Regions from separate parts of the Homo sapiens genome. Here region 1 is linked to region 2. A link is an interaction called in ENCODE POLR2A ChIA-PET data of the cell type or tissue named here. Cell type or tissue: GM12878. All regions are shown on one strand.

Region 1 (5,000 bases), 620 kb after region 2:
GGGTATCTGTAGATAAATAGTTGGGTTTAGAAATGGAAAAAGACACTTTGGGAGGCCAAGGCGGGTGGATGGCCTGAGGTCAAGAGTTCGAGATCAGCCTGGCCAACATGGTGAAACCCCATCTCTACTAAAAATACAAAAATTAGCTGGGGGCAGCCACTCATGCCTGTAATCCCAGCACTTTGGGAGGCTGAGGCGGGTAAATCACGAGGTCAGGAGTTTGAGACCAGCCTGGCCAACATGGTGAAACCCGGTCTCTACTAAAAATACAAAACATTAGGTGGGAGTAGTGACAGGCGCCTGTAATCCCAGCTACTTGGGAGGCTGAGGCAGAAGAATCGCTTGAACCCGGGAGGCAGAGGTTGTAGTGAGCTGAGATAGCACCACTGCACTCCAGCCCAGGCGACAGAGTGAGACTCCGTCAAAAAAAAAAAAAGCAAAAATTAGCTGGGTGTGTTGGCGGGCACCTGTAATCCCAGCTACTCGGGAGGCTGAGGTAGGAGAATTGCTTGAACCCAGGAGACAGAAGTTGCAGTGAGCCACGATTATGCCACTGCACTCCAGCATGGGTGACAGAGCGAGACTCTGTCTCAAAAAAAAAAAAATTAGCTGGGCACGGTGGCACACGCCTGTAGTCCCAGCTACTCTGCAGGCTGAGGCAGGAGAATCGCTTGAACCTGGAAGGCGGAGGTTGCATTGAGCCGAGATCGCGCCATTGCACTCCAGTCTGGGTAACAGAATGAGATTCTGTCTCAAAAAGAAAAAAGGAAAAAGAATTGGCATTTGATACTGTACCTCTAGCCCTTCCCGGGTGAGCTGGGCCTGAACAGGGGCTGGCACTACTTCAACTACAGTATTAGGCCTTATCACGATATAACATAACAGTCGAGAACCTGAAAGAACTTGAGACTTCTCATTACTAAGCACTCAAGTGAAAAAAAAAAAAGAACTTAGACCAACATAGTTTAGAAACAAGTGCTAGTGATGTGGTTTAGGCTATAAGTGCAATAGTAACTTATAGTAATGAATTAATGAGGGTCAAAAGAGTTAGAATAGGCCTTGGGCGGTGGTTCATGCCTGTAATCCCAGGACTTTGGGAGGCCGAGGCAGGCTGATTGCTTGAGTCCAGGAGTTTGAGACCAGCCTGGGTAACATGGTGAAATCCCGTCTCTACAAAAAATACACAAATTAGTGGGTGTGGTGGTGTGCACCTGTAGTACCAGCTACTCAGGAGGCTGAGGTGGGAGGATAATTGAGCCCCGGAAGTTAAGGCTACAGTGAGCTATAATCACGCCATTGCACTCCAGTCTAGGTGACAGAGTGAGACCCTGTTTCTAAAAAGGAAAAAAAAAGAAAACAAAATTAAAATTGTCAGAAGTCTGGAAGATAAAGACACTTTAAATTTATTCCTTCAAAAATGTTTACTGAATATTGTACCTGTTAAGTGTGAGGCCCCAAGCCAAGTGTTGAGAATACCCACACTTGTGTGAATAAGACACAGTCCTTGGTCTCTACTCACTGACGGTCTAACAGGGAAACAGACATGGTTACCTTGGAATTCACAGGCTATGTATAGACTTATGGTCCATTGAAAAAAGATAAACAGGCTGGGCACGGTGGCTCACACCTGTAATCCCAGCACTTTGGGAGGCCGAGGCAGGCGGATCACAAGGTCAGGAGATCAAGACCACCCTGGCTAACACGGTGAAACCCATCCTACTAAAAACACAAAAAATTAGCCGGGCGTGGTGGCAGGCGCCTGTAGTCCCAGCTACTCGGGAGGCTGAGGCAGGAGAATGGTGTGAACCTGGGAGGTGGAGCTTGCAGTGAGCCAAGATTGCGCCACTGCACTCCAGCCTGGGCGACAGAGCGAGACTCCATCTCAAAAAAAAAAAAAAAAAGAAAAAAGATAAACATAGACACATAGACACGAATAGGGCCAGGGTCAGTGGCTCACGCCTATAACCCCAGCACTTTGGGAGGCTGAGGCAGGAGGATCACTTGAGGCCAGGAGTTTGGGAGCAGCCTGGGCAACATGGTGAGACCTCATCTCTATCAAATAAGATAATAAAAAAGACACAAATATATAACAATAATAAGTGTTATGAAGAAACATAAGCAGAGTAAGAGGAACACAGAGTGAGCTGTGTCAGGTAGGATATTTAGAGAAGCCCTCTTCAATTAAAGTAATATTTGAACAAGGGCCTAAAGGAGTGAGTTTGAGTTCCCTAGATGTCTTGGGGAAGAGTATCCCAAGTAACAGAAATAAGTGTAATGGCAGGCTTGTGCTTGAATAGCTAGAGAAATAGCAAATGTGTCTGGAGTGGAGTGAGTGGGAAGGAGTGTGGAAGTCAAAGAGGTAGCAAGGCCAGGTCACGTGGGGCCGGGGTAGCACTCTGGATTTTACTTAGCTTGAGATGAGAAAAGTCATGCAGAAAAATTTTAACTTGATGGAGCAAGCAGAGGGAGTAATCACAGATCTGGGAGTATAGGAAAGTAAAAATGGAATCAGTGGTTAAGGAACTCAATTCAACATGTGGGATGGATTAGAGGCAATCCAGAAGGCGATTCATTCCCAACAGTTCAAGTGCAAGATGATGAAAAGTAACCAGAATGGGCAGGAAGAATGGTAAGAGCTACATAAAAATGAGAAGTTTTCAAAGAAAGCAATGGGATTTTCAGGCTTGGTGGGGATGAATGTACTTGTGATGTAGCTTCAGAGCTGCTGACTTCAGATACAAACAGCTGTCCTGTCAGAAGCAAATGAGGCCAAAGGAACTGTTCTTAAAATGGAACCAAAAGAGTTTCAGTAAACAAAACTGTTGTTCTTATAAACCTGTTTGTAACTGAAACTGTTCTTTGTTTGAAATAGAAATGGAACGGTCTTTTTTTTTTTTTTTTTTTTTTAACGGAGTTTTGCTCTGTCCCCCAGGCTGGAGTGCAGTGGCACGATTCCAGCTCACTGCAACCTCCACATCCCGGGTTCAAGCAATTCTCCTGCCTCAGCCTCCCGAGTAGCTGGGATTACAGGGAACTGCCAACATGCCCAGCTAATATTTGTATTTATAGTAGAGATGGGGTTTTACCATCTTGGCCAGACTGGTCTCAAACTCCTGATCTCTTGATCTACCCACCTTGGCCTCCCAAAGTGCTGGGATTACAGGTGTGAGCCATTGTGTCCGGCCGAACAGTATTTTTAATAATTAAAGAACCCAAAATAATTTACCCCTTCCTGAAAAGTAAAGCAAGTTGATCCTATTTATCACCTGAAAATGCAACAGTCATGAGCAGGCAGGCAAAGGAGCTCTGGTGTGAGCCTAAGTCCACTTCTGCATATCAGCAAATTTTATTAGAAATGCCTGTCTCCCAGTTTTGAGTCTAAATAATCAAATGTAATGGAATATTCTTAGTATAATGTTTATATCCTTACTGAAACAGTTTCTTGTCACTTATTTTGTTCTTTACAATTTTCTTTCTTTCTTTTTTTTTTTTTTTCAGACGGGGTTGTGCTCTGTTGCCCAGGCTGGAGTGCACTGGCGTGGTCTCGGTTCACTGCAACTTCTGCCTCCTGGGTTCAAATGATTCTTCTGCCTCAGCTTCCCGAGTAACTGGGATTACAGGCACCTGCCATCACGCCCAGCTAATTTTTTGTATTTTTAGTAGAGACAGGTGTTTCACCATGTTGGACTGGCTGGTCTTAAACTCCTGACCTTGTGATCTGCTCGCCACGGCCTCCGAAAGCGCTGGGATTACAGGCGTGAGCCACTGCCCTGGGCCTACAATTTTCTTAACTAGGGTTGAAGGCTCTGAAAATATGCAGAAAATCATATAATGGCCTTATGAAGGTTGTATATATGGCAGAAGGATTCTGTTTTTCTGGACAATAAAGATAAAAAAGTAGAATATATTACTGACATCAGTTTAGAAAAATGTATAGTAGTGTAGTGTACATACAGGTAATTGAACAAAGAAATATCAATAACAATTGGTAAGAGCATTTTTTTTTTTTTTTTGAGACAGAGTCTCCCTCTGTCGCCCAGGCTGGAGTGCAGTGGCAAGATCTCAGCTCACTGCAACCTCTGCCTCCCAGGTTCAGCAATTTTCCCTGCCTCAGCCTCCCAAATAGCTGGGATTACAGGCGCCCGTCACCATGCCTGGCTAATTTTTGTATTTTTAGTAGAGACAGAGTTTCATCATGTTGGCCAGGCTGCTCTCGAATGCCTGACCTCAAGTGATCCACCCACCTTGGCCTACCAAAGTGTTGGGAATACAGGCGTGAGCCACAACGCCTGGCCAAGAGCAATTGTTATAATTGCTATCACCAATAATTTTTTCATATTTCTGTGGCCACACTTAAATGAGTCATCAAATGATTTGATATTGTGTGGATAATACTTAATATGAAAACTTTTAAAATATGTTGTCCCATCTCAGTTACTTAAACTTACCTTCCTACTATCCCAAAGGTTAGGCAGATGACAAATGCTGTTTTTCTTCTGTCTCTCTCTCTCTATATATATGTATATATGTATTCTGAGACAGGGTCTTACTCTGTTGCCTAGGCTGGAGTCCAGTAGCACAATCAACCTCCCAGGCTCAAGCGATCCTCCCATCTTAGTCTTCTGAGCAGCTGGGACTACAGGCATACGTCACCATGCCCAGCTAATTTTTTGTATGTTTTTGTAGAGATGGAGTTTTGCCATATTCCTCAGGCTGTTCTCCAACTCCTGGGCTTAGGGGATCCACTTGCCTTGGCCTCCCAAAGTCCTGGGATTATAGGCGTGAGCCACCATGCCCAGCTCTCCTCAATACTGTAGTGCTGATTACACCGAGAGTGTAAAAACCATTTGAAATACTTAATCATTGCTTTGAGGACACGAACAGTAACATAGCAACTTAGGGGTGGAACAAATTTTAGAGAAAGCATTGTTTACTTATTAGAAAATTATTTATGTTGATTTAACCTGATTTAACCAACTAGACTACTTTTTAAAATCTCT
Region 2 (5,000 bases):
GCAGCCTGGTCAACATGGTGAAACCCTGTCTCTACCAAAAAATACAAAAATTAGCCAGGTGTGGTGGTGGGCACCTGTAGTCCCAGCTACTTGGGAGGCCGAAGCAGGAGAATTGCTTGAACCTAGGAGGCAGAGGTTGCAGTGAGCCGAGCTTGCACCACTGCACTCCAGCCTGGGCGAGAGAGTGAGACCCTGTCTCAAAAAAAAAAAGAAAAAAAAAAAAACCTGGCTAATTCCTCCCAACCACTTCTCTCATCAAGAGATAGAAACTTAAAAAAAAAAAAAGAGTAAATAAATAAAATGACTGCAGCAAAATAAAAATTTTTTAAGAGCTGGAGTCTACTCACCTCACATTTCACTGGGCAGCTGTGCTGCCCTCAGAGCTTGCTCTAACCAGTGGAATGTGGTTGCAGGAACACTGTGCCAGTGCTAGGCCTGGACCTTAGAAGCCAGGTAGATTCTGTTCTCTGCTCTTATAGCCCAGACCCACACTGGTAGTAAGAAGTCCAATTATTCTGCTGGAGAGAGAGGCTCAGCTGCCTCTGCACCCACTCCCCTACCCCCTAGCCAGCTGAGCTACCATACACGTGAGTGAAGCCATCTAGAAGATTCCAGCCCTGGCCAAGCTCCCAGCTGAAGGCAGCCACATGCATGGCCCCAGCCAACACCACATGGAGCAGCATGGTGAAGCCAAGCCACTGCCCTGTCCCAGGCGTGGGATGAGGGAGGCTGTGTTAGTCCATTTTGGTGTTGCCATAAAGAAATACCTGAGGGTGGGCAATTTATAAAGAAAAGATCTTTAATTGGCTCACAGTCTGCAGGCAGTACAGGAAGCATGATGCCAGCATCTGCTTCTGGCATGGCCCTCAGGAAGCTTCCACTCATGGCAGAAGGTGAAGGGGGACCAGGCACGTCACATGGCGAAAGAGGGAGCATGGGGTTGGGAGGAGGTTGTGGTCTCTTTTAAGCAATCAGATCTCATGATAACTCTTTACCATAGGGAGGGCACCAAGCCATTCATCATTCATAAGAGGTTCACCCCCATGAGTCAAACACCTCCCACCAGGCCCCACCTCCAACACTGGGACTCGCACGTCAACATAAGATTCGGAAGGGACAAATATCTAGACCATATCAGAGGCTCAAATTGAGGTGAGGGCAGCAGTAGGGGTGGGGGAAATGGATGAATTGGACTTATTTAGGAAGTAGAGCCAGTAGGATTCAGTGATGGAGGTGATGTTTCCCTCTCTCCCTCTCTCTTATTTATTTATTTATTTTTATTTGAGTTCTCACTCTGTCACCCAGGCTGGAGTGCAGTGGCGCAATCTCTGCTCACTGCAACCTCAAACTCCTGGGCTCAAGCAATCCTCCCACCTCAGCCTCCCGACTAGCTGGGACTACAGGTGCACACCACCATGCCCAGCTAAGTTTCTTTTCATTTTTTTTCATAGAAATAGGGTCTCACTATTTTACCTAGGCTGGTCTTGAACTCCTGGCCTCAAGCGATCCTCCCACCTCAGCCTCCCAAATGGAGGTGATGTTTCTAGCTGTGGAACTCAGGGTCTGGCCCAGCCTCTACTGGGTTGGAGGAGGGGCAGGTTTAGGGAAAGATGTGAGTTTGGATTGCCATGGGCAGTGCCAACCTTCTGCCTTTTCCACCGAGCCTGGCCTGGGGGAGGGAGTTGCCTGGAATCACCACCAGTCTGGCCACGGGGAGTCATTGCCGGGCAAGCAGCTAGACATGATTCCAACCCTCACACTCCCTGCCCTCATGCAAATCCGAACATCCAAGCCCTGAATTAGAGAGATTCTAAGGGAGAGGGATCTCTGCATCTGCAGGAAAAGGGAGAGGGAAATAAACAAAGTTGGCCCAACTTTTTTTAAACATCACTAAATGGCTGGGTGTGGTGGCTCACGCCTGTAATCCCAGCACTTTGGGAGGCCGAGGTGGGCAGATCACGAGGTCAGAAGATCAAGACCATCCTGGCTAACCGTCTAACACGGTGAAACCCTGTCTCTACTGAAAATACAAAAAATTAGCCAGGCGTGGTGGCGGGCGCCTGTAGTCTCAGCTACTCGGGAGGCTGAGGCAGGAGAATGGCGTGAACCCGGGAGGTGGAGCTTGCAGTGAGCCAAGATCACGCCACTGCACTCCAGCCTGGGTGACAGAGCGAGACTCCGTCTCAGAAAAAAAAAAAAAAAAAAAAAAACACTAAACATTTGATCAAAATGATAGAAAAATGTCCCATCCCCACTGACTCCCCTGGCTGCCACACACCCTAGCTGGCCTTATTTGCGGCTTCCCTGGCCCAGTCTTAGAGCCAGGGCTTTACCAGCCAAGCCAGCTGCATTCCACCTGGCAGGCAAGTTGCCTCCCTGTGGACTGGAGCTTAATGAGCCATGGGTGCACTCCCACCTACTCACCAACAAGTGGCAGCACTCTCCAAGCCCGTCACCCCAAGCCTGCATGGATCTGCACAAAGGTAAATTCTCAAGACAGATTTTCCCCTGTGTGAAACTGGCATCAGATTCCCTCATTTACAGATGTGGAAACTGAGGCTGCTGAAGAAATGCTTCTAAGCCTGAGCTGCAAAGATTTCATTCCCACTAGAGCGTTAGGCTGGTTTTCTGACCCAGTTCCAAGGGCAACCTGGCCCTGGACTCCCAGGGGCATTTGACAATATCTGGAGATGTTTTTAACTTCACAGCTTTGGGGAAGAGGTGTTGCTACTGGCACCTGCCAGGTGGTGGCCAGGGGTGATGCTAAGCATCTTACACAGGACAGGCCCCAACCCCGCCCTATAAAGAAATGTCTAGCCCAGGATATCAACAGTGATGAGGTTGAGAAACACTGATTCAATCAGATTCTCAAGAGTCAATGGCCTGCAAAGTGCTGAGACGTCCCTGGATCAGGGGCCCCTGGATAGGATGATCCCAGCCCTCCTCCCTCTCCCGCCCCATCAGCAGCCATGAGAGGGGCTCCCGTTGCCTCCTTCACCTGCAGGTCTCCCTCAGACCCACTGCTTCATGACCAGTTCCCGAGCAGCAAGGTGTGCAGGCGCTGTGCCGGGCCCTGGAGAGAACATGGGGGACAAGAGAGCGACAGCCCCTCCCTGCCTTCCTTCCAGCAGCTCAGGCTGCAGGGAGAGACAAAGTATTTGCAAATGTGACAAGTGCCAGGGTGGGACAAAAAAGGGACTGAGACACAGAATAATACAGAGGGGACCAACTTAAACAAAGAAGATTGGAAAAGCCTCTGAAAAGGTGACTGCTGAGCTAAGGTCTGAAGAACGAGCCACCCACATTAATTGAAAAGACAACACAACCAACACTAACTTTCATTTGTTTCAATTACCCGTGATCTTCTCCCTGCCCACCTACCATGACTGCAACTCTGTTATTTTTGGTATAATAAATTCATTTCCAGATCTTGCCTACTTTTTTTTTTTTTTTTTTTTGAGATGGAGTCTCGCTCTTGTCACCCGGGCTGGAGTGCAGTGGTGTGATCTCGGCTCACTGCAACCTCCGCCTCTCAGGTTCAAGCGATTCTCCTGCCTCAGTCTCCCAAGTAGCTGGGATTACAGGCGCCCACCACCATACCCTGCTAATTTTTGTATTTTTAGTACAGACAGGGTTTCACCATGTTGACCAGGCTGCTCTCAAACTCCTGACCTCAGGTGATCTGCCTGCCTTGGCCTCCCAAAGTGCTGAGATTACAGGCATGAGCCACTGTGCCTGGCCATGTCCAGGTATTTCTATAGCATTTTAGCCATCCTTTGAGTGTGTGTATACATTTATATATTTATTTATTTATTTATTTAGAGACAGAGTCTCACTCTGTTGCCCAGGCTGGAGTGCAGTGGTGCCATCTCGGCTCACTGCAACCTCCACCTTCCAGGTTCAAGCAATTCTCCTGCCCCCACCTCCCAAGTAGCTGGGAGTACAGGGACCCGCCACCATGCCTGGCTAATTTTTGTCTTTTTAGTAGGGACAGGGTTTCACCATGTTGGCCAGGCTGGTCTCGAACTCCTGACCTCAGGTGATTCGCCTGCCTTGGCCTCCCAAAGTGCTGGGATTACAGGTGTGAGCCACTGCACCCTGCCCTGAGTGTGTATTTTGTATTGTGAGTTTTTTCTTCCATGTTGCTATGTAGGCTTGGTGATCATCATTTATAACAGTGTTCAATGTTTCATTGCACTGAGGATTTTCTAAATGGTTCTCTAACTGTTGTTCATTTCTTCTGTGGGAGGGAACATCCAGTCATCTAACAATGCTCAGCTCACTAATTCCTCTGGCCTGGCATTGCTCTTCCTCCTCCTTCCCTCCCGTGAATGCCTCCTGAGGTAGGTGGGATGACCGTCATTTCACAGTGGGAAGGGACCTTGCGGCCAGCCAAACCACTGGTAGGCAAATGTGACTGTACATCAGGGATCATTGATCCCTCAGCCAAGTACAGATTCCTAGGCCCTGTATCATCTGCCCAATCAGATGGGACAGTATGGAAGGTTTAAAATATGTCCACATATTCTTTGACAATCCTCCCTTCAGAAGGCAGTTGCTAATTCCCCTGTCCTTGAATGTGGACCACAGCACTCTCCTGGATCCCTCATCCTAGGAAAAGATGGCGGCCATGTCATAAGGACACTCAAGCAGCCCTGGAAGAGGCCCATGTTGGGTGGAACTGAGCCCTCCTAGCAGCAGTAGGGTGACCAATCGTTCTGGTTTGTCTAGGACAGTTCCAGTTTTCACACTGAAAGTCCCACATCCTAGGGAACCTCTTAGTCCTAGGCAAACAGAAGTGGGTGCCCATCTAACATCTAGCACCAACTGGCCAGCCATGTGAGTGAGCCACCTTGGAGGAGGCTCCTTCTGCCCCAGCGAAGCCTTCAGATGGCTGCCCCTGACCAACCTCTTGATTGCAGCTTCATGAGAGACTCTGTGCCTAACAGCACAGCTGAGTCACCCAAGAACTCCTGACCTACAGAAAATATGTGGGGTAA

The links. Peaks named below come from ENCODE experiments on the same cell type or tissue, not always from the same donor. Only the 100,000 strongest peaks of a DNase experiment are listed, where the experiment ranks them.
Region 1: POLR2A ChIA-PET joins it to region 2 with 9 read pairs; 2 of 35 experiments call an interaction of 5 or more read pairs at or near these places.

Annotation. Positions count from the first base shown.
Region 1 is chr5:134,640,567-134,645,566 of GRCh38, forward strand. No RefSeq gene overlaps it. Among named protein-coding and RNA genes, the nearest start is that of SEC24A, 5.7 kb to the right of the region's middle. In GM12878, no CTCF peak of the experiment used is centred here; a DNase peak (open chromatin) is centred at 2,775; H3K27ac peaks cover 1,978 bases.
Region 2 is chr5:134,024,330-134,029,329 of GRCh38, forward strand. It overlaps a transcript of VDAC1 not described here. Among named protein-coding and RNA genes, the nearest start is that of VDAC1, 22 kb to the left of the region's middle. In GM12878, a CTCF peak has its summit at 2,432; no DNase peak of the experiment used is centred here; H3K27me3 peaks cover 190 bases.